Regions from separate parts of the Homo sapiens genome. Here region 2 is linked to region 1. A link is a loop called in an ENCODE intact Hi-C map of the cell type or tissue named here. Cell type or tissue: PC-3. All regions are shown on one strand. Links, peaks and the distances in the headings refer to the core of each region. The heading gives the core; the rest is flanking DNA.

What was found. Hi-C counts contacts between places; a loop is a spot of excess contacts. Peaks named below come from ENCODE experiments on the same cell type or tissue, not always from the same donor. Only the 100,000 strongest peaks of a DNase experiment are listed, where the experiment ranks them.
Region 2: it touches region 1 in a loop (3-fold over the local background); 4 of 110 quality-filtered maps call a loop at or near these places.

The regions. Positions count from the first base shown.
Region 1 is chr1:112,536,152-112,551,531 of GRCh38, forward strand. ST7L (suppression of tumorigenicity 7 like) reads right to left here. Exons shown (of 15, transcript NM_017744.5): 13 at 14,450-14,542; 14 at 5,800-5,939. Among named protein-coding and RNA genes, the nearest start is that of WNT2B, 35 kb to the left of the region's middle. In PC-3, for the core only: no CTCF peak of the experiment used is centred there; a DNase peak (open chromatin) is centred at 8,050; H3K4me3 peaks cover 754 bases; H3K27ac peaks cover 1,381 bases.
Region 2 is chr1:112,588,002-112,603,381 of GRCh38, forward strand. It overlaps ST7L (suppression of tumorigenicity 7 like), which reads right to left. Exons shown (of 15, transcript NM_017744.5): 4 at 12,793-12,847; 5 at 9,970-10,085; 6 at 3,524-3,602. Among named protein-coding and RNA genes, the nearest start is that of ST7L, 23 kb to the right of the region's middle. In PC-3, for the core only: no CTCF peak of the experiment used is centred there; no DNase peak of the experiment used is centred there.

The DNA.
Region 1 (15,380 bases), core at 3,055-11,054:
TTTCAAAATGTTTTTAAAACTGTATCAGTTCTTACGAACTAAAAAAGTCTCATAGCTTTGAAAGTAATCCATTTTCAAACAAAGTGAAGAAATTTATTTTAATCATTAATTTAATTTCTGAATGTGGCCCTAGGAATTTAATAAAGAAGTATACAACTATCATGTCACAGGTTATAATAATGGAAAACTCAGAACCTTTAAAAAAACATATATTTTTCAATTGGTATACATTAATATATAGTTATAATTGTTTATTAACTCCCCCGGTTCTGAAGATCAATCTTTTCCCTGAAAAAAATGGTAAGAATAGTGGACAAATCTTCCCAAAAGTTTTGTTCACTTTTCAGTAAAAGACACTTGGCATTTATATCTGCTTATTCTTTTAAAAATGTAATTTGGGAAGAAAAATTTTAATTATTTTTGAGAAGGGACTAAAGAAACCCCAGTGAGACATTCTGTAGAGAGGTTCTTTGTTAGTGTAACATCTGACCTTCTATATCTTTGGAAATCATGCAACTTGGCTAATGTAGTCCTTAAAGAATTAATCAAGCAGATTGTAAGGCCCTAGTTACAGTGGAGCCAGCCAATTATGAGTTGCTCAGAAATTCATCATTGGCATGTCCAACCACATTTTCCCACATAAAGATTAGTAGAAATATGTGGAAACAAAGCCCATTCCCACCGCAGCACAGCTACAATATGCGTTCAGTAAAACAAACTTCAACAAAGTTTTGCTGTACTAAAACAGACAATTTATTTGGGAATCTCTGATTCCTACCTTTACCTGTAACACCCTTTTCTGCCAAAATTGCAAAGACTACCCTGTTTAGTTAAAACCCAACTAGGGACTTTTTTTTTTTTTGAGATGGAGTCTCACTCTGTTACCCAGGCTGGAGTGCAGCGACGCGATCTCGGCTCACTGCAACTTCCGCCTTCTAGGTTCAAGCAGTTCTCCTGCCTCAGCCTCCCAAGTAGCTGGGATTACAGGCAAGTACCACCACGCCCAGCTAATTTTTTTTGTATTTTTAGTAGAGACGGGGTTTCACCATGTTGGCCAGGCTGGTCTCTAACTCCTGACCTCAAGTGATCCGCAGGCCTCAGCCTTCCAAAGTGCTGAGATTACAGGCGTGAGCCACCATGACTGGCCCCAATTAGAGACTTTAATATTTAAACACACTTCTGAATTCAAAACACTAAAGTCACATACCACAAGTCTGAGTTTGTCAGTAAGTTAGTGAAACCCCCAAGACCATCTTTAAGTCTTTTCACTGTTGTGATAATACCTTCCCAAGCCTTGCTAAGAAGAACACTTTTCTTGCAAGAGAAATTAAAGGGGCCAGAGTAGAAGATTGGTTCTCTAAGGAGAGGGCAGTGCTGTTGTTAAATAAAGAAGCTCCTTTCAGATAAGCAGAATCAGATTCCAGTTCAGTTGGTTTGCTGGCTACCCTTACTTTGAACTCTCATATTTAATCCAGCAGGCTTCAAAGCAGGTGAGAAAATGACCTACCACTTAAAAGCAATTTTTCCTTTTTCAGGAATTCTGGCCTTAGAGAATATCAGCTCTGATATAAGCACATTCCACATCTCCAGGGATTTATGCAACACTTTTTCATTGCTCTGTGTCTAATGTCAGACTAGGTTTTCATCTCAGCCAGGAGAAAAATCAGGGGAAAAAAGTCCTAACTTGCTAAAAATGAAGTCTATTCCACATAGCCGTATACCATGCAAAAGAAGAGGCACTAAAACCATTAGCCATTCTAGTTCATTCCCTTTCATTTCTCTAAATCTGATGTACAGTGAGAATTATTTAAAATCAGTGTCCAGTGCCTGGCCTCACCATAACACAATTTTTTTAACAAATGCATTTTAAGAAATTCAAACTCAATTTGCTCTGGCATGTGAGCTATTATGAAAAGATATTAGATGAGAAAGAGACAATGGTAACAATAAAGAAATTTAGGAAATTTTTAAAAAGTCTGTCTTCTGAAGTAGAACAAGTATGTCTCAAAGATTCTTCACCAATTTCTACTTTATTTGGCCATCAAATATCTGAATTAACTGGAAATGCTAACACAGACAGTTTGCAGCTTACCAACAGGTTCTGTTCTACAAGGTAGTTTGCCAGTGCCTAGAACCTGAAACATTTCTTCACCTTCTACATTCATATACACATAATGTGCCAGAAGCATAGTATTACAGTATTTTTTTTGAGACAGGGTCTTGCTCTGTTGCCCAGGCTGGAGTGCAATAGTGAAATCATGGCTCACTGCAGCCTCCACCTCCCAGGCTCAAGCGATCCTCCCATTTTAGCCCCCTGAATAGCTGGGACCACAGGTGCACACCACCACGCCTGGCTAATTTTTTTGTATATTTGGAAGAGATGGGGTTTCACCATGTTACCCGGGCTGGTCATGAACTCCTGAGCTCAAGTGATCCGCCTGCCTTGGCCTCCCAAAGTGCTGGGATTACAAGCACGAGAGCCATTGCACCTGGCCTACTAATAGTGTTTTAAAAATTATACCCAATCACCATTTATACTACAGTTTCTATGGAAAAATGCATTTTGAGCTGACTGTTAGGACATATCTCCTTTAAACAAGAAGGGGGTAGGGTTTCCCACTATTGCACTTTGGTGATGATGATGACAATAAAGGTAGCAACAACAGCTAACACTCACCTAGTTTTTACTGTGGGTAGACATAGTCCTAACACTTGCATATTTTAAAGTCATTTAACGCTCACCAAAACCCATGAGAGGTAGTATTATTCTCATTTTACAACTAAGGGTAGAAAAGGTTAAGTAACTAACCCGAGGTTGTACAGCATTGTTTCAGGGCTAGAATTCAAAGCAAAGCAGCCTGCCTCCAGAATCTATTTCATAATGACTCTGCAATGCTGCCTCTTTTCCACCTTGACAAGGCAGCACTATCGAGCTGTTCTAAATTCCTCTTATTGGGGGTAGAGTACAGCAAGTTTCTCCAAGCTTTAAATGTATATATAGGATCACCTGGGGATCTTGTTAAAATGTAGATTCTGATTCAGAAGGTCTGGAATGGTGCCTGAAGTTATGCATTTTTCATGAGCTCCTGGGTGATGGTGATGCTCCTACTGCATAGAGCAAACACTGTGAAGTGGTGAAGAAGTGTAATTTAAGCCTTTAGTTCCCTTGCTGTTTGTCTGTCTATAAAGGCATCTACACATTGTGTTTATAAGCTGGAAACTGGCCGGGTGCGGTGGCTCACGCCTGTAGTCCCAGCACTTTGGGAGGCCAAGGTGGGTTGATCACTTGAGGTCAGAAGTTCGAGACCAGCCTGGCCAACATGGCAAAACCCCATCTCTACTAAAAATACAAAAGTTAGCTGGGCGTTGTGGCACGTGCCTGTAGTCCCAGCTATGTGGGAGGCTGAGGCAGGAAAACTGCTTGAACCTAGAAGGCGGAGGTTGCAGTGAGCTGAGATCACGCCATTGCACTCTAGTCTGGGTGACAGAGCGAGACTCTGTTTCAAAAAAAAAAAAAAAAAAGAAAAAGAAAAAGAAAAGAAAGCTGGAAACTGCCCATACCACAGTCATTTCCCATTAACTCTTAAATGGAACCTGCCTTTGGAAATCCTGCACAAATATTGGTTTGCAGGAACTTTCAGTAAATACTTAGCTTTTAGGGTTTTAAAATGTACATGTAAAGGCCACAGGGATAAAAATGTGGCTGTAAAAGTTTACCATTAGGCACATTCTTAACACTATATACCATCACCTATACAGATACCAAAATAAATGCTTGTTTATTATCCATCAACTAGAAAAGCAGTATATCAATAACTTTTGGTCTGAAAAAGAAGCTTCCATTTAAAATATGTAATTATTCATTCTCAGTCTCTACTAGAGGAGTGCTAAGGAACTTATGCTATGTAATCGTAAAGATTCTTCTGGTGCCATTAGTGACTGCCTAGGTAAAGGCAGACACTATAAACATTAATTGTAGCTTGCACCCCATGGAAATATACTACTAACAGTTGGTATAGATCTATTCCAGATTCTAGATCTCCCTCCTTGCTCTATTTCACTTCCTTCCCACTCCACTTGCCTGAGACAAATCCAAGAATCATCTCTCCCATTGCTTGCCTGTGATCTCACATACACAGTTGCACATTTTCTTTCCAGCTATTAAATGGATGGAATTCTCTTTCTAGGCCATTTTTATTCGATGCCAGATTACATAGTAAGGTCATTTCAGTTTGAGATGCACTCACTCAACTATTAGCACTACTGCAAATAACAGTTATGAGTATGATCACTAAGTGTTCATTTTACACTGAAAAGAAATAGAATAGTCAGTTTCCAAACCAAATAGCTATACTCCCTGAACAACAGTGGAAAGTCATTCTTCTTGAAGTTTGACCCAGAATCAAGTGCAGACTCAGACTCCTAGGCCTACAGCCAGTGGCAACTTAACACATTATATGGTTGACCTTCAGGGAAAAAGGGAAACCACTGCTCTTACCACTGGTGCCAGAAAAAAGCCAACTAATCTTTAAGGCACAAAATAAACTATTCTTAAGGCAGAAAAAGAAACTGTGAGGAAACAAGTTAGAATGGAGGCATATAGAGAAAAATACAGAAAATACATTACCAAGTAAGGACTAGTTTTTCCATGGTTCTCAGTGTTTTCATTTTTGGGAATATAATTAATCAGCATTTTCTTTTTGGGTTTTAACTCCTACTACCTGGTAGAAATGCAAAGATGTACAAGAAAGATGCATTTTTAAAAAGGCTTGGAGACTTAAAGGCAATTATCTTTGCTAATTTTACTTTGAGCCAGTGACATTAATAAGTTCATATAGAAAAGTAAATAGTTGCTGGGCATGGCGGCTCATGCCTGTAATCCCAGCACTTTGGGAGGCTGAGGCGGGCAGATCACTTGAGCCCAGGAGTTCAAGACCAGCCTGGGCAACATGGCAAAACCCTGCCTCTACAAAAAATACAAACATTAGCTGGGCATGGTGGCATGTGCCTATAGTCCCAGCTACTCGGGGGGCTGAGGCGGGAGGACTGTTGAACCCAGGAGGCGGAGGCTGCAGTGAGCTGAGATCGTACCACTGCACTCCAGCCTGGGTCACAGCGAGACCTTGTCTCAGAAAAAAAAAAAAAAGTAAATAGTGATGGGATACCCACTCTAGTATCAGTCCTCAAGTGTTAACTGGTTCAGGAAATGGGGAAGTAGTTCAAAACTAAAGGGTAAAAATGAAAATATAGAACTACACATGGTTCTATATCCAAGTCTGGGGAAGTAAGAACAAGCAGACACAATAACTTGGAGAACCTTTGAGACATAGGCACATTCTGTACCTAGGGACAAATGTCCCATCTGTTCCCCCGCCTTATGTACTTATTATCCATCCTAGTTGTGCTCTTGAGTTTAAAGTTCAACAAATCCTGAGAACTAATGATTTCATTTAAATGAAAAAAATCAAAGGGTTTGTTTACAAAATAGGGTATTTTTAAAAATACCAAAGATAGTAACAAATGCTGTTTATCACCAAAAGTGATCTATAAGAGCAAACTTTATAATGTTATATTGTTACAATCTTATATTGTATTCTTTAAACTTTTAAGCAACAGAAGTAGCTCAAATCACCAAAAATTTATGTTTGATGTATTTATGGCAGCAACTATATACAAATCAATTCCTTTAATTTACAACAAATATCTTCCATTGTTCAGCTGGGTTAGCACAGGCAGATCAGAGATGGTTTCTTGTGTGTTTTACAAATAATCTACACAAGTCCTTGAGATCATACTTACAGCTTTAGCAAAAATACCCATGATTTCAGGAAACTGGTGAGTGAGAATGGCTATCATTGCTGTAGAAGAGCAAAATCCTGCTGTGAAATGGATGAACAAAGGAAGCTCCTTTTTTGGGTAAACAGAAACATGATGAAAGGCTGCAATGGAGAATAGGTAAGAATCAATTTTATTTCAGAATAACATGTAAACAAGTCTTAATCTTTTCAAATGAAATCTGTTTTTAAAAATTAAAAAGAAAAAAAATTTAAAAAGGAAAGTCTCTGGCTAAGCAAGGTAGAAGACAGTTATCCATTATTTATCCCAGCATCAACAGCATATCTAAATAGCCAGACAACTGTGCTGGGTGTGGGAACAGGATGGCGTCATGGGAAAGAATATTGATTACAAAATCATGCTGAGGTGATTTTGAAAAAAAGCTTTGTCACTTATTAGCTATGTGATCTTGAATAAGTTGCTAAACCCTCTAGAAGTTGCTATGGAGAGTTGTAATGATGAACATTTTAAGTGCTTAATGTGAGTTGCAGCCACAGGTGGTGGTTCACGTCTGTAATCCCAGCGCTTTGGGGGGCCAAAGAGGAGGATCGCTTAAAGCCAGGCATGCGACACTAACCTAAGCAAAATCGTGCTTAAAAATTTTTAAAAATTTTAAAAATTAGCCCAGCATGGTGGTGTGTGCCTGTAGGTCCAGCTACTCTGGAGGATGAGATGGGAAAATCACTGGAACCCAGGAGTTTGAGGCTGCAGTGAGCTATGATCATTCCACTGCACTCCAGCCTGGGTGACAGACCTGTCTCTAAATAAATAAATAAATAAATAAATAAATAAATAAATAAATACATTTGAGTTGCTACTTTTTTTTTTGAAGAAGAAGAGTCTCGCTCTGTTGCCTAGGCTGGAGTGCAGTGACATGATCTCGGCTCACTGCAACCTCTGCCACCCAGGTTCAAGTGACTCTTGTGCCTTAGCCTCCCAAGTAGCTGGGATTACATGCACAGGCCACTACGCCCAGCTACTTTTTTGTATTTTTAGTAGAGAGGGGTTTTGCCATGTTGGCCAGGCTGGTCTCAAACTCCTGGCCTAAAGTGATCCGTCCACCTCGGCCTCCCAAAGCGCTGGGATTACAGGTATAAGCCACCACACCTGGCATTGAGTTGTTATTAATTATTGTTCTTTGGGAGCTCAAAGACTAGTATGGAGAAAGAGGCAGACATGTCATTGGTGATTTCCTAGGACCATCAGTTAATAATTTTACCCAGTTATTAATGTGTTTATATATGTGGCATTTCATTAGGCACTGTAAAACTAAAGTAGGTAAGACGGGAGCAGTGGCTCACGCCTGTAATCCCAGCACCTTGGGAGGCTAAGTCGGGTGGATCACGAGGTCAGGAGATCGAGACCATCCTGGCCAACATGGTGAAACCCCGTCTCTACTAAAAATATAAAAATTAGGTGGGCGTGGTGACACGCGCCTATAGTCCCAGCTACTCAGGAAGGCTGAGCAGGAAAATCGCTTGAACCCGGGAGGCGGAGGGTGCAGTGAGCTGGGATTGTGCCACTGCACTCCAGCCTGGCAACAGAGCAAGACTCTGTCTCAAAAATAAATATGTAAATTAATTAATAAATAAAGTAGGTAGGCCAGGTGTGGTTGCTCATGTCTGTAATCCCAGCACTTTGGGAGGCCGAGGCAGGTGAATCATTTGAGTTCAGGGGTTTGAGATCAGCTTGGCCAACATAGTGAAACCCCATCTCTACTAAAAATAGAAAGATTAGCCAGGCATGGTGACGTGCACCTATAGTCACAGCTACTTGGGAGGCTGAGGCAGGAGGATCGCTAGAACCTGAGAGGCAGAGGTTGCAGTGAGCCAAGATCATGCCACTGCACTCTAGCCTGGGCAACAGAGTGAGACTCTATCTCAAAAAAAAAAAAAAAAAAAAAAACCTAAACTAGCAAACTGAAGGCCTAGGATTCTGACCATAAATAAAGTCCCTTGTCTTATTTTACCATATTTACATATTTACTCAGCTATTATTTTTCTAGTGATTGGATATTTCGTTATCAATTATACTCAAGTATTTATATTTTATTTGAAATTTGAAAATACTTGAATAACAATACTGAGATGAGCCTATTAGAGTACTTAACATGCAGTAGGTGCTCAATAAATGTCTGCTAAACTGAGAGCTATTCTGGGACTTCATTAGGCCAGGAAGTTGACCGCTTAGGGCTGGATACTAACCCAGGAATTTCTGATGTAATATCCTGCATTAGTAAGGGATGACTAATTTTGTGCTGAACCAAGGTCAGCTATAAATTTCACTTTTAAAACATAATGATTCACAGAGATTACACCTAAGCTTCCTTCAACAGCTATATTTTAATTTTTATTTTACTATATTCAGAAAGTATATACCAAAACACAAACCCATTAAAAATCCAGAAAATGTCCAGAACCTTGAGCCATGATTAAAGTAAAAGCACATCAAAATGGAAGTTTTAAAAGTTAGAAACATTAGAAACTGTAGAGAACATTGTGCTTTCAGCACCCAAAGAACCAGTCAGCAATCCCCTTTGCCCTGTCCCTCAGCCATGAGAGGCCAACTTCTTCTTCTTCCCAACTTCAAATCAAGAGAAACAAACCCTGCTATTCAAGAAGGTGGGAAACACATACAAGACAGCAAAGTTAGTAATATTACCTAACCTATATAGCATTTTATGGTTTATAAAGAACTTTAATTTATATTAGCTCATTTAATTCTTTTCAGTAACCCTAAGAGATAGTAGTATTCTCACTTTATAAGGTAGAAAACTGCATAGCTTTAGTGAGGAAATTTCCTAAAATATGAGATTTTTATACTGTAAGAGAGACCTAATTATTTCTTCCTGGATTGCTTTCTGTAGATTCATTTGTCAGTCAATGTTTGGCTAATACATCAAAATAATGGATGACTATTACAGAAACACTCCCTTGGAACGAAAGTTCAAATTTCATCACTGGCTTGTAGAGAAAAATTTATCAGAAGGCATAAAAGACGACTAAATAGCTATGTGAACTAGGGGAATAGTTCAACTCTGAACTTATGAGGTCCATAAGCAAATTCCAGAATGCGGTAAGTCATATCAAAGTTGAAGGAAAATTAAAAACAAAAAACATTAAGTACTCCTGGGTATTAAAACTCCTTATTGTTAACAATTTGTTCATTCTTCCACAGTCAGAGACAGAAAAAAATACTCTAAGAACATAAAATATAATCAAACAAAACCCCCCAGCATATTCCCCCTCTCCTACCTTCTGGAGTTTGCACCAAGTTAGAATAAAGGCTTGCCAAGAATAAACTGTCTGGTCTTATAGCTTACAGCTTTGACAACATAATAACCCTGATTTTATTCATATTACTATGTAAAATTGGCCTTATATTAGACAACCTTTGCAATAATTTACAAAGGAGGGCATTATTTTAGGCTAAATGTATTAGCTTAATATAATATACTCTTGCATATTGATGTTCCATAATTTAAGGTCCATTCTTTTGCCTTAAATATATTTGTTCCTGTTAAAATGGAAAGACAACAAGAACTACCACCACCACCTCTTTAGAAAGGAAAATAAAATTTCTCTCATTAATGACATCTTAATTGCTAAAGTCAATGGATTCTTCTTAGTATTTACCTTACCTATTATCTTGGATATTACTCCTCACTTGGAAATTTCTTCTTCCTTTTAGTTCTAGCATATTTAGTTTTAGTTCTTGTCCTGTCTCTCTGACAACCTCTTCACTGAATCTTCAACTGTCATTCTGCCACTCATTGCTTAGACATTTCTGTGCATCCATGGTTCCACCCTCAGTTCAATTCTCACTGTATACAGTTTTCCTTAGTGATTTCATTTATGCCTACGACTTCTTTTGCTACCTAGAAAATAATGACTCCCAATTCTGTTTTTTGAGATGTACAGAGGAAGATATATGAGGACCGCTGGCAATTTTATTTACACAACCTAATCCTGTCTTTAGGCTACAGCTGACTGGACAAGGAATAAACACCTGGATAAATCTGATTCTCTCTCCCAGAAGTTTTAGAAGTGGGATTGAGGCTGGGTGCAGTGGCTCACACCTGTATTCCCAACACCTGTTGAGGCAGGCAGATCACTTGAGCTCAGGAGTTCAAGGCCAAGCTGGGCAACATGGTGAAACCTCACCTCTACCAAAAATACAAAAATTAGCCAGGCATGGTGGCACATGCCTGTGGTCCCAACTACTCAGGAGGCAGAGTGGGGAGGATATTTTGAGCCTGAGAAGTCGAAGCTGCAGTGAGCCGTGACTGCACCACTGCATTCCAGCCTGAGTGACAGTGAAATCCTAACTCAAAAAAAAAAAAAAAAAAAAGAGAGAAAAGAAAAAGTGGGATTGAGATATTATTCATTCTGTATTGTCTGCCTGAACTCATGACATGTAAATAGAGGGCTGTAGGGGCCTCAAGTTTGGCCACATGGTTGTCTATGAAGGGAAAGCCAAACTGTAAAGAGAAAGATGTAAGAATGAAGTGGATACACTGAGAGAAACAGAAACGACAGAACACAGAAGGAGAAAATGGGGCTGGGGATGAAGGAAAGGAAAGTAAGAATAGGAAAGACTGAAAAAAGCAGCCAGGGACAGAGAGATATACAAATAACTGATTCCTGGAAATCCTAATGGCTTTCTAGTCCCCAGTTCTAGTCCCTTATGAAGTCCAAATATAATTGTTGCTATTGAGTTCTCTGATAACCCAGTGTTCTTCCAACAAATTACTATTTATATTTAAGCTAGTTTGAAGTTGCTCTCTATTACTTATGCCTACAACATTCACTAATTATAAATATTATATGTATACTTCATAATATACATTATATACATAACTTAAAAATATATCTATACCTATATATTATTTAGAGAGAGGAAAATATAGACTTGTATGTATATGTGTTAAGTAGATTATACAAGAAAATATTTAAGCATATAAATCTCTATATATGTACATATATATATACACATATACAGGTATGTATGTATATATGGATGAGATGTTACACAGGCAACATAGTCAAAGCTTGAACTTATTTATTTCCCTAACCCCTATTCCCAAATTGGCTCCTCCTGATATAGGATAGATTTACCATTCTCCAAGTCACCGAAGTCAGAAAATTGAGAATCATTCTTGACCTCCTAGATAGCTAGGCCCTCCCTTCTAGAGCTTTCTTTCTTTCTTTTTTTTTTTTTTTTTGAGACAGAGTCTTGCTTTGTCACCCAGGCTGGAGTGCAGTGGCACGATCTCGGCTCACTGCAACCTCCACCTCCTGGGTTCAAGCAATTCTCCTACCTCAGCCTCCTGAGTAGCTGGGATTACAGGCGCAAGCCACCACACCTGGCTAACTTTTGTATTTTTAGTAGAGATGGGGTTTTGCCATGTTGGCCAGGCTGGTCTTGAACTCCTGACCTCAAGTGATCCGCCCAGCTCAGCCTCCCAAAGTTCTGGGATTACAGGCGTGAGCCCCATGTCTGGCCCTTCTCAAGCTTTCTTATAATGTATTCCATACATGTAGCACTTAACACATTGTCTGTCATCTTTGTCATCTTTTTTTTTTTTTTTTTTTTTTTTTTGGAGACAGAGTCTTACTCTGTTGCCCAGGCTGGAGTGCAGTCTCAGCTCACTGCAACCTCCGCCTCCCAGGTTCAAGCGATTCTCCTGCCTCAGCCTTCCAAGTAGCTGAGATTACTGGCATGTGCCACCATGCCGGGCTAATTTTTTGTAGTTTTAGTAGAAATGGGGTTTCTCCATGTTGGCCAGGCTGGTCTCGGACTCCTGACCTCAGGTGATCCGCTCGCTTCAGCCTCCCAAAGTGCTGGGATTACAAACGTGAGCCATCGTTCCTGGCCTGTCCATCATCTTTTTATCAACCTTGTTAGCAGCCTAGGAGTTCAGAATAGGGTGAGAGGGAGAAGGCACTAATATTTAGCATTTTAGTTAAGTACTTACAATGTGCCAGCCATGTTTATAAGAATAAATTAATGAATTTGATTAATTCAACCAATATTTATTGAATACCAATTTTTATGGTAACCATTATAAGAGATACAGGAACAATGGCCAGGTGTAGTGGCTCACACTTGTAATCCTAGCACTTTGGGAGGCCAAGGCGGGTGGATCACTTGAGGCCAGGGGTTCAAGACCAGCCTGGCCACCATGGTGAAACCCTGTCTGTACTAAAAATACAAAAAAAATTAGCTGGGCGTGATGGTGGGTGCCTGTAATCCCAGCTACTCTGGAGGTTGAGGCAGGAGAATCACTTGAACCTGGGAAGCAGAGGTTGCAGTGAGCCGAGATCAGACCATTGCACTCCAGTCAGGGCAACAAGGACGGAAACTCCATCTCAAAAAACAAAAAAAGAAGAGAATCCTGGCCTTCAAGGAGTTTACAATCTAAAAGGGGAGATTAAGAAGTACACAAAGCACTTTGAGAATTCAGAGTAGGAAGAGATCACTTAGCAGATAAAGGAAAATAAAAAACATTAGGAGAAAAACACCAGCATACTCAATTTGCCATAATCTCTCCTAAATTTTCATTTATCAGTTTAAACTTATCAACTAGTTAAGTTTGATAGTTGTAAACCTGCAATTTTCCTTCCTAGACTTCAGTTTTAATGGCTCAGTATTGTAAAAACTGTAGCACAGGTTTATATCACATAAGAAAACATGGTCCTAGTGTTTATAGCCTTCGGCATGGTTGCTTCTCAGCTAAATCATAAAAAGAGAAGTTAAACAGAAATTTACTAGTTTACAGAGGAAAGAACAGATGATAAGGCAGCTGAGACACAAAGTGTAGACTGTTCTTTTGAGAAGTCTGGCTTCCTAAAGGCAGGAACTAGACTGAAACACTACCAGCAATCATAATCCTACATATTTCCGGTTCTCCTTCTAGTTCTTTGACTGCTCTTTTTCAATTCGTTCTTCTTCATAAAGATTGTTTGGGTCCTTTGCCTTTCCATATACATTTTAGAATAAGCTTGTTACTTTGTGTGTGTGTGTGTGTGTGTGTGTGTGAAAAATCCCTCCTGGGATTTTGATAGCGATTGTATTGAATCTATAGATCAATTTGGAGAGAATCGTCATCTAAATAATATTGGGGCCAGCCATGGTGGTTCACGCCTGTAGGCCCAGCACTTTAGGAGGCTGAGGCAGGTGGATTGCTTGACCCCAGGAGTTTGCAACCAGCCTGGGCAACATGGCGAAACCCTGTTTCTACCAAAAATACAAAAATTAGCCGGGCATGGTGGCATGCACCTGTAATCTCAGCTACTCAGGAGGCTGAGGCACAAGAATCGCCTGAACCCAGGAGGCGGAGGTTGTAGTGAGCTGAGATTGCGCCACTGCACTCCAGCCTGGGTGAGAGTGAGAATTGGTCTCAAATAAATAAATAAGTAAATAAAATTGGGTCTTCCAATCCATCAACATGGAATGTCTCTCCATTTATTTAGTTTTTCTTTAATTTCTCTCAGCTATATTTTAGTGTACATGTCTTAAATTTCTTTCGTTAAATTTATTCCTAAGTAGTTTTTGTTGCTACTATGATTGCTATTGTTTTCTAAATTCAATTTTCAGATTGTTCATTACTAGTATATAGATATATAATTAATTTTAGTATATTGATCTTATATTCTACAACCCTGTTGAACTCATTTATTAGTTCTAAGAGTATTTTTATGGATTTCTTAGGATTTCCTACATAGAAGATCATGTCACCTTTGAATAAAGAGAGTTTTACTTCCTCCTTGCCAATAACGAGTGCCTCTTATTGCTTTTTGTTGCCTGGTAACACCAGCTAGAACCTCTAGTACAATATTAAATAGAAGTGGTGACAACAGATATCCTTGTCTTATTCCCGATCTTAGGGGGAAAGCATTCAGTCTTTCTCCATTAAATATAATGTTAATTGTGGGTTTTTCAGGGATTTTTTTTAAATCAGGTTGAGGAAGTACCCTTCAATTTGTAGTTTACTGAGATTTTTTCTTTTTATCTTGAATGAGAGCCAGATTTTGTCAAATGCTTTTTCTGCATCTACTGTGCTTTATTCTATTAACTATGGTACATTACATTTTCAGATGTTAAACCAAACTTGCATTTGTGAGGTAAATCCCACTTGGTCATGGTATATAAGCCTTTCTATATGTTGCTGGATTCAGTTTCCTAATATTTTGTTGAAGATGTTTGTGTCTATATTCATAAGGGCTGTTGTTTTATAGTATTTTTATATCATATCTTTGGTTTGGTATCAGGAAAATACTGCTCTCATCAAATGATTTGGGGAGTATTCCTTCCTCATTTATTTTCTGAGTTTGTGAAGGATTGGCACTATTTCTTTTCTAAAAGTTTATAAGATGACAGTTCTTGTTAATATCTTTAATCTTGGTGTCCTTTGTTGCATCTAGCACAGAGTTTTGCTCAATAATTATTAGGAAATAAATTGAATTATACAACTACATCCCAGAAGTGGCTAAAATAGTATTTAAACAGTGTCCTGAATTTAAACCAAAGGCATTTTTAAAATGGAGAATACTATGACAAACAATCTAAACTTACTACTTTTAAGTTTAAGAAAACTAAAATATTTACTTACTAGGTAATAGCTCTCTATCAGCCGTCTCTGTGCAGCTGGGATAAGGGTAAAATAGATGTCCTTTCTCTAACGGGTATGGAATCATTCTAAAAGCTGAGGAAAAAAAAGCATGTGTTGATACTCAATTCTGTCTCATTTACCATCCTATATTTGGAGACAAATTTATATAGAAATTTCACATACTATTTTCTTTTTTTAGTGAGACATTTAGATACGAGAAACAAAGTAAGCAAAATAATAAATAAGGGGAAGGATAAGATTTATTTAGATAATAGTGAATGGTCTAGTCTGGCTGGAGTAAAACTATAGGGAGTGATAGATGAGACTGGCTGGGTCCTTCTTTGCTTCATTCAGTCTCCTCATTACAAACACAATTGATAATTCCAAAGCAGAATTGATAATTCTGCCCCTTACAGAAATCTTCATATAACTGGGATGTATATAACTGTTGTGGCCATTACTATTGGCAACCTAAAATAGTTTTCAATGGTTCCTAACTTCACATGTGAGTTTCACCAAAGCTTTCTATGAGCAGATCTTTTTTTTTTTTTTTTTTTTTTTTTTTTGAGACAGAGTCTTGCTCTGTTGCCCAGGCTGGAGTGCAGTGGCGTGATCTTGGCTCACTACAAGCTCTGCCTCCTGGGTTCACGCCATTCTCCTGCCTCAGCCTCCTGAGTAGCTGGGACTACAGGTGCCCGCCACCACACCTGGCTAATTTTTTGTATTTTTAGTAGAGGCGGGGTTTCACCGTGTTAGCCAGGATGGTCTCGATCTCCTGACCTTGTGATCCACCCACCTCGGCCTCCCAAAGTGCTGGGATTACAGGTGTGAGCCACCGCGCCCGGCCTATGAGCAGATCTTAATCTAGATCAGGGGTCACCAAAGTATGGCCCTTTGGCCAGGTCTGGCCCACTATGATTTTATAAATAAA
Region 2 (15,380 bases), core at 6,164-14,163, 55 kb after region 1:
AGTCTTGCACCTCCTTGATTAAATTTATTCCTAAGTATTTAAATCTTTCTGATGCTTTTGTAAATGGAATTGTTTTCTTAATTTCCTTTTCAGATTGTTCATTGCTAGGATATAGACATACAACTGATTTTCATATGTTGATTTTGTTTCTCACAATTTTGTAAACTTTCATTAGCTCTAATAGTTTCTTTGTGGATTAAGACTTTCTACAAATAAGATCATGCCATCTGTGAATGGAGATAGTTTTATTTCTTCCTTTCCAATTTAGATGCCATGTAAAATTTTTCTTGACTAAACTGCACTGACTAGAACCTCCAGTATGCCATGTAACACAGAAGTACAAGTGCAGACATCCTGCCTTTTTTCTGATGGTGGAGGGAAACCTTTCAATCTTTCATCAGTAAGTACGTATTTAGCTGTAGATTTTTCAGACGTTCTTGAGGAAGTTTCCTTCCATTCCTAGTTTTTTAATGTTTTCATCATAAAATGGTGTTAGATTTTGTCAGATCTTTTTCTTCATCAACTGAGATGGTCATGTAGTTCTTGTCTTTTGGTCTACTAATGTGGAGTATTACATTAATTGATTTCCATATATTTATCATGATGGGGAACTCTGTCAAATGTTTTTTCTACATCAGTTGAGATAATCATGTGGTTTCTTTCTTCATTCTATTAATGTAGTGTACTACATTGACTGATTTTCGTATGTTGAACCATTCTTGCATCCATGAATAAATGCCACTTGGTCAGGGTGTATAACATTTTTAATATGCTGCTGTATTTGGAGTGCTCTTTTGTTTTCAGCTATTATTTCTTCAAGTATTCTTTCTGCCCTTTTCTCTCTCTTCTTTGGGACTCCTATAATGCATACATTGATATGCGTGATAGCATCCTACAGTTCTCTCAGACTCTGGTCATATTTCTTTACTCCTTAATTTTTTCCTGCTTCTTGAATTGGGTAATCTCAATTGACTTAAATGAAACTCACTGGTTCTTGCTTCTGTCTGCTCAAATCTGCTTGCTGCTGAACCCCTATGGTAAATTTTTCATTTTAGTTATGCTTTTCAATTCTGGAATTTCTATTTAGTTCCTTTTAATTATTTCTTCCTCTTTACTGATATTCTGTAATGGTGAGATATCATTATCATGGGTTCCTTTACTTCCTTCATCATATTTAAAACAGTTGATTTAAACTTTGTGTCTATTAAGTCCAAAGTCTAGGCTTCACAGGGGCAGTTTCTATTAATTTCTTTTCTTTTTATTTATTTTTTGAGACAGGGTCTCTTTATGTTACCTAGGCTGGTCTCAAACTCCTGAGCTCAAGTGATCCTTCTGCCTTGGCCTCCCAAAGTGCTGGGACTACAGGTATAAGCTACCACACCCAACCTGATTTCTTTTCTTTCCTATGTATGGGACATGTTTTCTTGTTTCTTTGCATGCCTTGTAATTTTTTGTTGAAAACTGGAAATTTTAAATATTATATTCTGGCAACTCTAGAGACATAATTTTCTCTACTCCCTAGGATTTGTTGTTGCTGCTTTTGCAGTTGTTTGTTTAGTGACTTTTCTGAACCAATTTTATAAAATCTATATTATCTGTCATGTGTGACCAGTGATGTGTGTGCTATTTTAGCCTCGTGGTCAGTTGGTGATTTGATAGAGGTTTCCTTAAACACCTGGGAACAAAACCAAACAAAACACAAAAAGCAAAAGTATTTGCAGATGGGCTCTGTGTGGGTGCTAGGGCACACCTTCAACATTCAGCCAAACAGTTTACAACTCTGCCTTAGCCTTCTCCTCCTACTTGTACAGAACATGAAGGTTAGGCAGACTTGACAGCTTAGGACTTTCTCAAGTCTTTTCTGAGCATATGCCCAGCTCTGGCTGTGTGTGGGGCCTTGATTCCCAGAAACATGTGGGAGCTTTTTAGAGCCTTTATTCCTCAAAGTGTCTAATTCCCGAGACTTTGCTCACAAGCTTTCTGGTTTGTCTATTGTTTGTCCTTCCTGTTATCCCTTGCCCCAGGCAGCAGCAGCTAATGCATTTGCCTTTAAATGTTTTTAACAAATGACCCAGAGTGTAGTTATGTCAATTCTGGGAGAGTTTTGAAATTGAAAACTCTCTTCTTTCAGTAAGCTGAAATAAAGCAAGCCCTTTGAGCTAGTCCTTCAGAAAGCCAACAGACAGGTCAAAACAAACGACCACAGTTCTTTGAAAATAAGGTCCATTCCACTTCCTCTGGTACTAGAAACCTATACCTGGAATGTACTCTGTTGTCTTCAAGACTGCCACTGAGCTAGGGAGTGAGGGATGGGGCCAGGATAAATAAAGCACTACAAAGCTTTCTTAGAGAGATTTAGGTGTTTTTCCCCTTGATTAAGCATTCACTAGGTTACTGTAAACTTTTCATTAGTTTCCAGAGTTTTAATAAAGTTGATCCTGCCAGTTTCTGCCAGTTTATTATTTTGGCATTCTTTACTCTGCCATTTTTGCTCCACCGTGGGAAGGTCTTCTTAATAAGGATAGCGTATATACTTGGGGGAGAAGGTTCAGGGAACAACTCTAAATTTACATTATTCAGGAAGCATTCCTTGATAAACCCCAACTGGAACCATATTTTCACTCTTGGTATTTATTTAGTCTGCATTAGATTAGTATTTATTGATCTGTTCCTTGTAAATAGTAAGTTGCCTTGTGATTTTACATTTTGCCTTTTCAAAATATAAAGTTCAAACAAAGAACTATAAAAAAATGCTGCTAACATGGAAAAAAATAAACTTGACAGAGCTATGTTTTACTTATTTTTAATCCCCTTCTCATGCCTTCAAGTCCATTAGCAACTAAAGTACTCAAGATTGAATGCTTTAAGTGAATGTTTTAAACGAAAAAATTAAAACAGGTGCATAAATACATTTGTATTTTAGTACCCTTTTTTTTTTTTTTTTTTTGAGACAGAGTCTTGCTCTGTCGCCCAAGCTGGAGTGCAGTGGCATGATCTTGGCTCACTACAAACTCCACCTCCCGGGTTCATGCCATTCTCCTGCCTCAGCCTCCTGAGTAGCTGGGACTACAGGCGCTCGCCCCCATGCCCGGCTAATTTTTTGTATTGTTTAGTAGAGACGGGGTTTCACCGTGTTAGCCAGGGTGGTCTCGATCTCCTGACCTCATGATCCGCCTGCCTCGGCCTCCCAAAGTGCTGGGATTACAGGTGTGAGCCACCACACCCGGCCTAGTATGTTAGTACCCTTTTAACTATAAAGTATTATCACCATTCTCCATGAGCATTCTCCATTTTGAAAAGTATTTCTAGCATAATTTCTATTCAAAAGCATATATAGATTTACAATTTCAGAAGCAAAATACAGATGTTGGCAAACACTGAAAATTTTATTAAATATCTATAACATGCAAAAAGGAAATGACTAATGACTCCAAGTGTCTTAGGAACAGACAAAGGAGACATAAAAATCATTTGCCTTGGTTTCCTTCAAAATAAATTTATTTTCCATATATTTCAAACTTACTCATTGTTTAATTCTAAAGCTTGATAGGCTGCTTTGATTCGAGCTGGAGGATTTCTTTCCCTCCAAGCCTTCTGCATAACTGTAGAAAAAAATTCCATAAAATAGATGAGATGGTAAAAAAATAATCTGCAAAATTATGAAGAATAAGGTAGTGGAGTAAGCAAAGCTTTAAATAATATATTCTTAAACATACAAAACAAGAAACTAGGTTATTAGTTCACATTATCTATTATGAGAAATTTACATTAAATTTGTAAGCTTCACATAAAATAAAAATATATTCTTTCTCTGATTTATTTTAACAATATACAGGGTACCTAAACAAGTTAATTATATCATTATTATGTATGAACATTTATATATCTAAATGCTTGTTAACATTGAGTTTAAGTGACATCACATTATAATCAATATGAAATATTACAGTTCTACTTTTATCATTCTGAAAAGGTTTTATGGAACTGCTAAAAATAAAAATATACAAAAACTTAAAAACAAAGTCTTTGTCTAATGAATGATTCACTCTACGAAGAATGTACGGGCTTGCGTTTTGTGTAAAAGGGCAAAAAAAAAAAAGGAATTAATTTAGAATATAGTACCTCTAGAAAATGTCAGCCTCTATCAGGATTCAACAAAGGCCTGAGTTAGGATTTCTTTGGAATATTAATTTTGCTACCAATTTACTGTACCAAAATGAAGACTTCACAGTAAGTAAAGTTTTCTTTAATTAAATAAACAAATAAAGTAGACTCAGAAGACAAACTGGCCCATTTCAAGTTTGATAAGAAAAATAGAGAACCTATGAGTGTTGCTTTTGGAACAAAACCTGCAACTGTCCAGGAAGAATAATGTGAAAAATGTTTGAATTTTCCTTTGGAAACAAAATATTAGTCTCAGCTTAGAAAAGGAGTCAATATATTCCACTTGTGTAACAAAAATACATTTCTCATATCAAACATGTCACCAGCTAGCTGCCACCTAACGCTTCCTGAACTTGACAAACTGATGAAAGTCAGCACCCATCTGATACTGGCCAGGTAAAGAACATCATTCTGCTGCAACACTAAATATTACATTAAAATAATGCATAATACTAGACTTGTAATTTTTGATGATAGGCTGTCTTCTATGAGTTATATGATATTTACAGGTCAAATTTTAACACTGAATCTTTATTAACATTTTAAATTGTTATTTGGTACTCTAGTATATTAAATACATACCCTAATTTATCTAACAAATTCCCTTTTGATGGACAATTAAGTCATACTAAGTTTTTTGCTAATACAAAACATTGTGATAACAATCTTTCAGTATGTGTTTTCATATCTAATTAAATATTTCCTTTCTAGAAGTAGAACAGCTGACTAAAATATGTATATTTTAAAAGATTCTGGATCTGTAACAAGTTTGGGGAGTTAGGAGAAAAAAAAAGACTCCAGATATACACCCCCCAAATTCCACAATAAGACTGTATTAATTTATACTTTTTCAGGCAGTGTAACACAGTATAATCAGTCTTTGCTAATTTAACACCTTAACACAGTATTATCAATCTTTGCTAATTTAACATCTGAAACTTATTTTCATTTGTGTTTTTTTAAATTTCTAGTGAGGTCATCTAATTCACCTTTAAATATTTTATCTTATTCTTTTGTTTTCAAATGCTCTACCTAGCCTTTCAAGAGTATTCTTCACAACCAAAGCAGTCCTAAGCCTAAGCAGAAAGGAGAAATAAAGTTGATGGGGGAAAAATGTATATATTTTTTTCTAAAATAAGGCTTAGGAGTAATTTAAAACAAAATGCTGATTTGGTATTCAATTGTCCTCTTTAAGGGCTCTTAATATGCTGAATATAATTAAAACAAGCAATTAGCAATTCACTCAAATTTATCTATTTTTCAAGTTAAATAACATTCTAATAAGCTAACAAGCACAAAACAGATCAGCAGTTATCATAAGGTCAGGGGTCATAAATATGTAAATGCCTACAAATGCCAGGCATTAAACATAAATGAGTGAACTGAAAGCACATTCACTGTCTCAAAGGGAGAGCCACAACTCAGTTCCATCTTATTACTGTCAAGTGTAAATTCAAGTTCAATTTTGCCCTATTTTTCAAACTTCAAAAGGCATAAATTCAGATTTTAATGTAAAATCTCCTGATTTTTAAATGCTGAAGAAAAAAATCCAAAAAACAATGGTGGGCCCTTCTGGATAAGTTTGTTCTCTGCCCTAGATAAATTAATAGAATAAGAACAAAATCTAATTTAGTTATTACTGATGACAGTAAGTCAAGAGAAATTTGCCACATCACAAAAATACACATTTGTATTTCTGAAAATAAAACTACTGATATAAATCATGACCTTTATGTGAGGGTCTGAAAAGATCAATATGGAATCAACAGTCCATTTCTGAAGATCATTCACAGATACACTCTGTCCTCCTTGAGTTCAACCTTTAGCTGGGGTTAGACACACCTCTAGAGAAGTACATAAAACTTTGCAAGGACCAAAATGGAATACATGGTTTTAAGAAAATCAACTTCTAAAGCTTCAACTTTATCACTCTTTCCTATAACTGATCTACCAAAGAATGTTTCTCTGGTTTCCCTATCCTACCTAACCACAATTCCTATACCTGCTCACTGCAAAGATATGTTCCTTTCTCTTATTTTACAGAAAAAAAAAAAAAAAAAAAGGGCTTACTTCTTACCCATCCTGAATCTTACAAGATGTACTGCCCTATAGTGTAAAAATCTCCAGGTGCCAAAGGGACAATTCAAAGTTTGGGTTGGGGGCAACCATGTTTAATCAAGACATCCTATAATAGTATTGCTGCCTTTTATTTATTAAACAGTGAAGCTTGGCATTGGAAAGAAAGTATTCTGGCCGTGTATTCAAGTATATTACAGAATGAAGAAGGGAATGATAACAATTTTTAACAGTTCTATTAGCACCCCTCCCTACTTACTATCAAAGAATGGATTGCTCCTAGGGGAAGGTCCCCTCACATCAAGGCAAAGCAGGCATTAGCAAGGAGTAATAAAGGTAGTGAAGCCTAATTTCGGCCAAGTGGTAAGTTCTAGGCAAAGTTCCAAGACACAGCTATCTTTCTATCTTAGAATCTGAATTCAGAAGACAGATGGTTGTCATGGGGAGGCATGTTAATATGTTTATTTAAATTGAAAAATGAAGTCAGACTGCTCTGTCAGAAAGTAAATATGATTTCGTTGATAGAACTGACAATGAGAACTCACCCAGTCAATTAGATTATATACAGAACCTTCCACAAAGTTTAAAGAGCTAAATATGTAGCTCTAAGGATTTGACAGAAATATAATTAAAGCATGTCATAACACTTAGAACCTTACAGTCAAATGCAATTTAAATTTTTAAAAATTACATTAGAATGTTTTATTGTGGAAAAGGATGGAAGTGTGATACCAGACTCTACAGCATGAAATAATGATAATAAAATTATATAGGAATGCAAAACAGATATGTGTTCAAGAAGAAAAAAGACAACATTTACTACTGTTAAAGGGCATTTGGTAAGCTGGGCGTGGTCGCTCACGCCTGTAATCCTAGCAATTTGGAAGACCAAGGGGGGGCGGATCACCTGAGGTTGGGGTTCGAGACCATCCTGACCAACATGGAGAAACCCTGTCTCTACTAAAAATACAAAATTAGCCGGGCATAGTGGTGCATGCCTGTAATCCCAGCTACTCAGGAGGCTGAGGCAGGAGAATTGCTTGAACCCAGGAGGTGGAGGTTGTGGTGAGCCGAGATTGCACCATTGCACTCCAGCCTGGGCAACAAAAGCAAAACTTGGTCTCAAAAGAAAAAAAAAAAAAAAAAAAAAAAAAAAGAGCATTTGTTTACGTATTGTTTTGCTTGCTTGGTTGTTTTTTTAGATATAGGGTCTTTGTCCCTCAGGCTGCAGTGCAGCAGTGCCATCATAGCTCACTGCAGCCCCAACCTTCTAGGCTCAAGAGATCCACCCACCTCAGCCTCTCAAGTAGCTGGGACTACAGGCATGTACCACCACATCTGATGAATTTTAAACTTTTTTTGTAGGGATGGGGTCTTACTGTGTTGCCCAGGCTGACAAACTCCTAGACTCATGGGATGCTCCTACCTTGGCCTCTCAAAGTGCTGGGATTACAGGCATAAGCCACTGTCCTTGGCCTATTTATGTATTTTTCAATGGATTGTAGTGGGTATTAAATCATTTGATTTCATAACATAGATTGAAATATAGGGTATACTATTATTTTTAAATGTCTGTATTTTGCAATATGTCAAAAATTACATTCTCTATGATTATTTAACCTTATGATGTCAACTTAAAAATGTGTGAAGGGACATATTCTTTTTCAAAATTCTTTTGGGAGATATTCAAATAAAAATGTTTTAATACCACAACTTCAGTAGATAGCCATGATTGCTATTTTAAAAGCCTGCTGACGTTTGCAATTCAGTGTCACTCTGTGAGAGGGGCTGTGAGAGAAAGGGTGGTGAGACCTAACTTCCAGAGTCACTCAACCCTTAAAGTTAACATACAGTACTGATACTGTGCTGCTGTTATTTCCCCAACACCTATCCTTTTGCCATTAATATAAACATTAAGCATATAAACATAAATCTATTTTTTTTACTCCTTTATTGCAATTAAACCATTTTATGTAATCATACCAAAGATTCATGGGTTTCCTATCATCCACTCTTAACCTATTTAATCTAGCAAAGATAAATCACTATGAACTCATTTTAATGCAGGAAACTGGCTATTTTTCAGACCCTTCAGTGATTTTGTGGTGGGTAGAAGCAGTAATAGTGTAGTGGTTAACAGCCAGTCTTGAGTTTGAAACATGGTTTTATCAATATTAGCTGTGTGACTCAAGGCATATTACTTGATCCCCCTTTGCTTCGGTTTCTTTATTGTTAAAATGGGGCTGATAATACCACCTATCTCATCAAGTGACTGGGAAGATTAAATTTCTATAAATTGCTCAGAACAGTGCCTGGCACATAGTAAGCCTAGGCAAGTATTAGCTATTATTAGTGAAATTGCTTAGACATCTGTGACATCTAGGCCATTCATTCATTCATACTTTTTTTTTTTTGAGATGCAGTCTCACTCTGTCGCCTAGGCTAGAGTGCAATGGCCCAATCTCAGCTCACGGCAAACTCCACCTCCGGGATTCAAGTGATTCTCCCACCTCAGCCTCCCGAGTAGCTGGGATTACAGGCACCCACCATCATGCCCAGCTAATTTTTATATTTTTGTAGAGACGGGGTTTTACCATGTTGACCAGGCTGGTCTCGAACTCCTGACCTCTGGTGATCCATCCACCTCGGCCTCCCAAAGTGCTGGGATTACAGGCGTGAGCCACCGCGCCCAGCCCATTCATACTTTCCTCAAAGAATAAATATTAATATTTACATTATGCCAGGCAATGTGCTGGATAATAGAGATTCAAAGATGAAGAGAATATAGTCCCTGCTGTCCAAAAGTTTATACCCTAGTAGCAAAGACAAACATGAAAGCAATATAATAACATTAACAAATAAATGTTTGTGGCTGAATAAATTAACTAAAGTTACTTCATAGAGGTTTAGACAAAGTAGTATAGAACTGCAGAAAACAAAATGTTTAATTCTATGACAAGGAATCCCAGAGAGGGCTTTCTAGAAAATGTGACTTTCAATTTGGATAATGAAGGATAAAAAGTAACTCATCAGATAGATAAGGAGGGTGAGTGCATTCAAAGTAGAAGAAAAATTGTGATAAAGATCCCAGACCAGGGCACAGTGGCTCATGCCTATAATCCTAATGCTTTGTAATGAGTTTGAGGTTACTTGGAGCTATGATTGCACCACTGCACTCCAGCCTGGACAACAGAGTGAAATCAATCAATCAATCAGCCCTGTCTTTAAACCATAAAATTAAGAGTCTCAATACTCTCTTCTATAGATAAGCACTTAGAGAAAACTAAACACAGAAATTTCTATGATCTTCTACCACTTTATATGTATCTCTAACTCACGACTAAAACAAAATAGACTCCAGTTTTCTGTACATGCCATTCTCCAATGTTTATACATTGACCTGTTCTTCTATTTTATGTATAATTGCAGGTGTTCATTTCCCAGACAGAAATGGGGTACACTGTTTTCTGGAAAAGTAGTTGCTATATTTGATCTGAAAGGTTTTTGAAGTAGTAAAAGAAATATGAAATATTTTAAATTCTTTATAAGGAAAAGCAGTGTATCAACCTAGCTTATAGTCATAATTTAATCTGAGTTTGTTATCAATAATATAAACAACTCCAAGCCAAATAACTAAATAACTCTGTATATTATAATAAATAACTCTAAAGAACTTTTAAGATGATCTTCATGATCACTGTTTATACTATGAACAGATATGATACATACCTGTGTCTGAAGGACGTAAAAAATCTGTGTCACAGGTGAAAAAGGTCTGATGGTCCTGAGCTGACAGGTTCATGTCATAGTATGTAAGTGGCTCTTTACCAGTCACCCAAGTGTATCTTTACCAAAACACAACAAAATATTTAAATTGAACATGAGAGAGCATCTATCTGCTATAACAGACACTACTTAAATTCAAAAATGTACTGCTACACATTTGGATGTTTTAAAATCTTACAATCAGTAAAACAAAAGATAACCTCACAAACTACTTAAAGTATGATAATAAAACATCAAAGACCAAATAGAAAAATAATATTCAATAAACAACTGCTTCTGAAAATTGAATTGGGCCGGGTGCCGTGGCTCATGCCTGTAATCTCAGCACTTTGGGAGGCTGAGGCTGGTGAATGACTTGAGACCTGCAGTTTGAGACCAGCCTGGGCAACATAGTGAGCCAGTGAGCCCTGTCTTTACCAGAAAAAAAAAAAAAAAAATTCAGCCAGGTGCAGTGGCTTGCACCCGTAATCCCAGCTACTGGGGAGGCTGAAGCTGAAGGATCACTTGAGCCCAAGAGCTCAAGACTAGCTTGAGCAATATAGCGAGATCTTATCTCTATTTTTTAACTAAAAAAAAAAAAGACTCAGTAAAACGAAAATTAAGGATTGGGAATTGAGACACAAAATGAAGCCTGGAATGGAGCTAACATATGAAATGTATACCCAAAAGTTATACTTTAACATTAAGAGAAAATAATCATTCAAAAGAAGCATAAGGATTCCTGATACTAATAAATTTATCCTAGGCCAGGCACAGTGGCTCACGCACGCCTTAATCCTTGGCACTTTGGGAGGCTGAGGCAGGAGGATCACTTGGGGTTTGAGGAGTTTGAGACCAGCCTGGCCAATATAGTAAAACCCTGTCTCTCCTAAAAATACAAAAATTAGCCGCATGTGGTAGCGGCCGCCTGTGATCCCAGCTACTTGGGAGGCTGAGGCAGAAGAATCACTTGAACCCAGGAGGAGGAGATTGCAGTGAACCAAGATCATACAACTGCACTCCAGCCTGGATGACAGAGAGAGACTCAGCCTCAAAAAAAAAAAAAAATATATATATATATATATATATATATATATATATATATGTGGATGTGTGTGTATACACACACACACACACACACACACACACACACACTTCTTTTCAAGATCTTCAGGAAATGGATACTGCATAATACAACAAATAGCCTCAAACTTTGATTAAACACAGTAAGAGATACAAGGACCTGTTTCTTACAGGTATCCCTTAACACAGGCTAATGGCATCTTTCATAAAAGCCTGGCTTTCACTTCACAGAATGTCACTATCTTACACTATCATGTCTTTAAGCATAGGAGTTATTGCTTAGTCATTTTTGTATCTCCATCATTTTGCACAGTGCCTGTACATGGTACAAACATAATGTTTCTTATTCAATAAGTTAAATAACATGCCCCATTCTACTTCTGGGTAAAACGCAGCACTCCTCAAAATAAAAGTAAAGTATCTTTGCTCATAAGTTTCAAAAGATGTTTTCTCATTTAGAGTTAAAAACCAGAAGAGAAATGGACACAGTAGTGAAAATAGGAAGCGGCAATATGAAGTCAATATATAGTCCCTCTACTGTTGCACAATTTACATTCAGAGTGATATTTTCTAATGCATCCTCAAATTTTGAAATTTAGCACTCATGCACAGGAATATGCTGACACTGGTAATTTTTTCTTAATGTCACAAATTCTTTGAAAAAGGCTTTTTATAAACCAGGGGCCTAATACATACTTAAATGTATACAATGTATACTTATACGTATCACAAATACTTATATGTATTATAAACCAGGGGCCTAATATATACTTATACGTATCACAAACATATAGTTTGATGTAATGTTTCTTATGATTATCAAATTAAACACAGGCTATGTGTGGTGGCTCATGCTTGTAATTCCAGTGATTTGGAAGGCCAAGGCAGGAGTATTACTTGGGCCCAGAAGTTTGGGACCAACCTTGGCAACATAGCAAGACCCCTGTCTACCAAAAATTTTTTTTTTTGAGATGGAGTTTTGCTCTTGTCGCCTGGGCTGGAGTGCAATGGCGTCATCTCAGCTCACTGCAACCGTTGCCTCCTGGGTTCAAGTGATTCTCCTGCCTCAGCCTCCCAAGTAGCTGGGATTACAGGTGTCTTCCTCCACGTCCAGCTAATTTTTGTTTTAGTAGAGACGGGGTTTCACCATGTTGGCCAGGCTGGTCTTGAACTCCTGACTTCAAGTGATCCGCCCACCTTGGCCTCCCAAAGTGCTGGGATTACAGGCATGAGCCACTGCACCTGGCCTCTACCAAAAATTTAAAAAAATTAGCTGGATGTGGTCTCTGCCTATGGAGTAGCGATTCTTTTATTCCTTTCCTTTCTTAATAAACTGGCTTTCACTTAAAAAAAAAAATTAGCTGGATGTGGTGGCATGTGCCTATAGTCCCAGCTACTTGGGAGGCTGAGGCAGGAGAATTCCTTGAGCCCAGGAGCTCAAGGCTGCAGCTAGCTATGATCGTGCTACTGCACTCCAGCCTGAGTGACAGGGCAAGACTCTATCTCTAAAAAATTTTAATTAAAAAAAAAAAGTAAACACAGTGAAGATGCTGCCAAATAAACTGTGGACTAATCATTTTACTTTATCATAGACCAGTATCTTCTACTAGAAGAGCTGCGATATATTTATAAAGACAAATGATTTTGTAAATACCTTTACTCTAAAACCAATGCCCTACTTATACTGAAAGCAAAATGTAATACCTCCTATATTCTGCTCCTCTGAAAAGATTTAGAGGGTTTCTCCATACCTTACATTCTGAAAAACAAGGGAGAAAAAGGGGGAAAAAGAGACACTTTAAAATCTTCATTTAACCAATATCTATTGTCTACCCACTGTAGGCTAATCACAGTGCTAGCCACAGATGGTACAAAGATGAATAAAGCATGCTTTCAAAAAACAGAATTAAATCTAGTCATTTCCTTATTTCTGTCTCCATAGTATTTGGTTCATAATTCAGTTATAGCACTTACCATATTACAATGTGATTATCTGCTTGGTTTTGTTTCCCCTTTAAAATATGAAGTTTTAAAACTTCGCTCATTTTTCTATTCCTAGAACCAAGCACAGCATCTAGAACTGACTTGCTTAACTGAATTAAATATAGTATGAGAGTAGTCATGTAAATGGCCTGAACTCTGTAATAACAGACATGTTTTGTTCTTTTTGTTTTGAGACAGAGTCTCGCTCTGTCACCCAGGCTGGAGTACAGTGGCGCAATCTCAGCTCACTGCAAGCTCCATCTCCCGGGTTCACGCCATTCTCCAGCCTCAGCCTCCCGAGTAGCTGAGACGACAGGCGCCTGCCACCACACCCGGCTAATTTTTTGTATTTTTAGTAGAGACAGGGTTTCACCATGTTAGTCAGGATGGTCTCAATCTCCTGACCTCGTGATCCGCCTGCCTTGGCCTCCCAAAATGCTGGGATTACAGGTGTGAGCCACCGCGCCTGGCCAGACACGTTTTGTTCTAAGAGAAAAAAAAAGAAGTGATTAAATTTGTTCTGGGAAAATCAGGGAAGGCTTTAGAAAGGTGGTGATATTTGAACTGATGTTGAATCACTGTAAAAAATGAGAGTAAGCTTGCAAAATGACGAACATCTGCAGCAGAGGAAGTGTCATAAAACCATACAGCATGGTTAGGCTAGAGTACAGGGTAAGGAGTGTGAGGGAGAAGTGTAAATGGGGTTAGAAAATAGACTGGAAGAGGCCGGGCATGGTAGCTCACGTCTGTAATCCCAGCACTTTGGGAGGCCAAGGTGGGCAGATCACCTAAGGTCAGTAGTTCAAGACCAGCCTAGCCAACATAATAAAACTCCATCTCTACTAAAAATACAAAATTAGCTGGGCATGGTGGTGCGTGCCTGTAATCCCAGGTACTCAGGAGGCTGAGAGTGAGACAGAAGAATTGCTTAAACCTGGGAGGCGGAGGTTGCAGTGGATGGAGATCGCACCATTGCATTCCAGCCTGGGCGACAAGAGCAAAACTCCATCCAAAAAAAAAAAAAAAAAAAAGAAAAGAAAAGAAAATAGACTGTAAGAAATTGATGAAGGACCGTTATGTACTACAGTAAAGAGTTTAGATATTATCCTTGGTCATCAAAGGTTTATAAGCAGAAAAATAACAAATATCAAATCTTTGTTTAGATCAGCAGTTCTCAAAGTATGATTCATGGAACTGCAAAGTAACAATTCTTCAAAATAAATTCTAAGACATTATTTGCCTTTTTAAATGTGTTTACTTGAACTCAGTTGCATGACCCTGAGAGTAAGGGTGTCCTTAAATTTTGTACATCAGGCACCTGCCTCACTTGTCTTACTCGTCCTACAAAATTGAACAGGTGATGAAAAGTCAATGATGGGTAAAACTGCTAGTACATTAGCATGAGTCAAGACAATGACAACAAACTGTACTAGAAGTCATTGGATTCTTCACTTCCACATCCTTACAGTAAAAATAAGGCAAATTTCTTTTAAACATTATAGCAGGTATGATGGTTGTCTCTAGTAAAGCAATTGTTTGTGAGAACTGGCCCCTTTTGTAATGAAACACCACTTTTACTTGAAAGAGCCACACACAAATTTAACGGTTATTTAGATGGGTACCTGGCAGACATTTTCTTTCTTTTTTTTTTTTTTTTTTTTGAGACGGAGTCTCTCTCTGTCGCCCAGGCTGGAGTGCAATGGTGCAATCTCCGTTCACTGCATGCTCCGCCTCCCAGGTTCACGCCATTCTCCTGCCTCAGCCTCCCGAGTAGCTGGGACTACAGGTGCACCCACCACCACGCCCGGCTAATTTTTTTGTATTTTTAGTAGAGACGGGGTTTCGCCATCTTAGCCAGGATGGTCTTGATCTGCTGACCTCGTGATCCACCCGTCTCGGCCTCCCAAACTGCTGGGATTATAGGCAGCCACCGCGCCCGGCCCCTGGCAGATATTTTCTTAAAAATGAACTGAGTCTGTCAAGAAAAAGGAAGAAAATGAAAGTATTTGCTGCCAGTGATAAAATTTGAGCTTTCAAGTACATACTGAAATTTTTAAAAATGTATGTCTGCTACTGTGAGCCTGGCAAATTTCACAATAAAGACTTTTCTGTGAGAATGGTGATGATATTAACAAGTGAGTTTTTTCGTATTATGCAATAAGATGGATCATGATATGGATATGATATGCATAATTCAGTGAACAAGTATTTTCCAAACAACCAATGTATGATATAAAATTATGCATCGGTAAAAGATCCATTCAAAATGTTAAGATATACCAATAGATTTTCACATAACAGAGCATGCA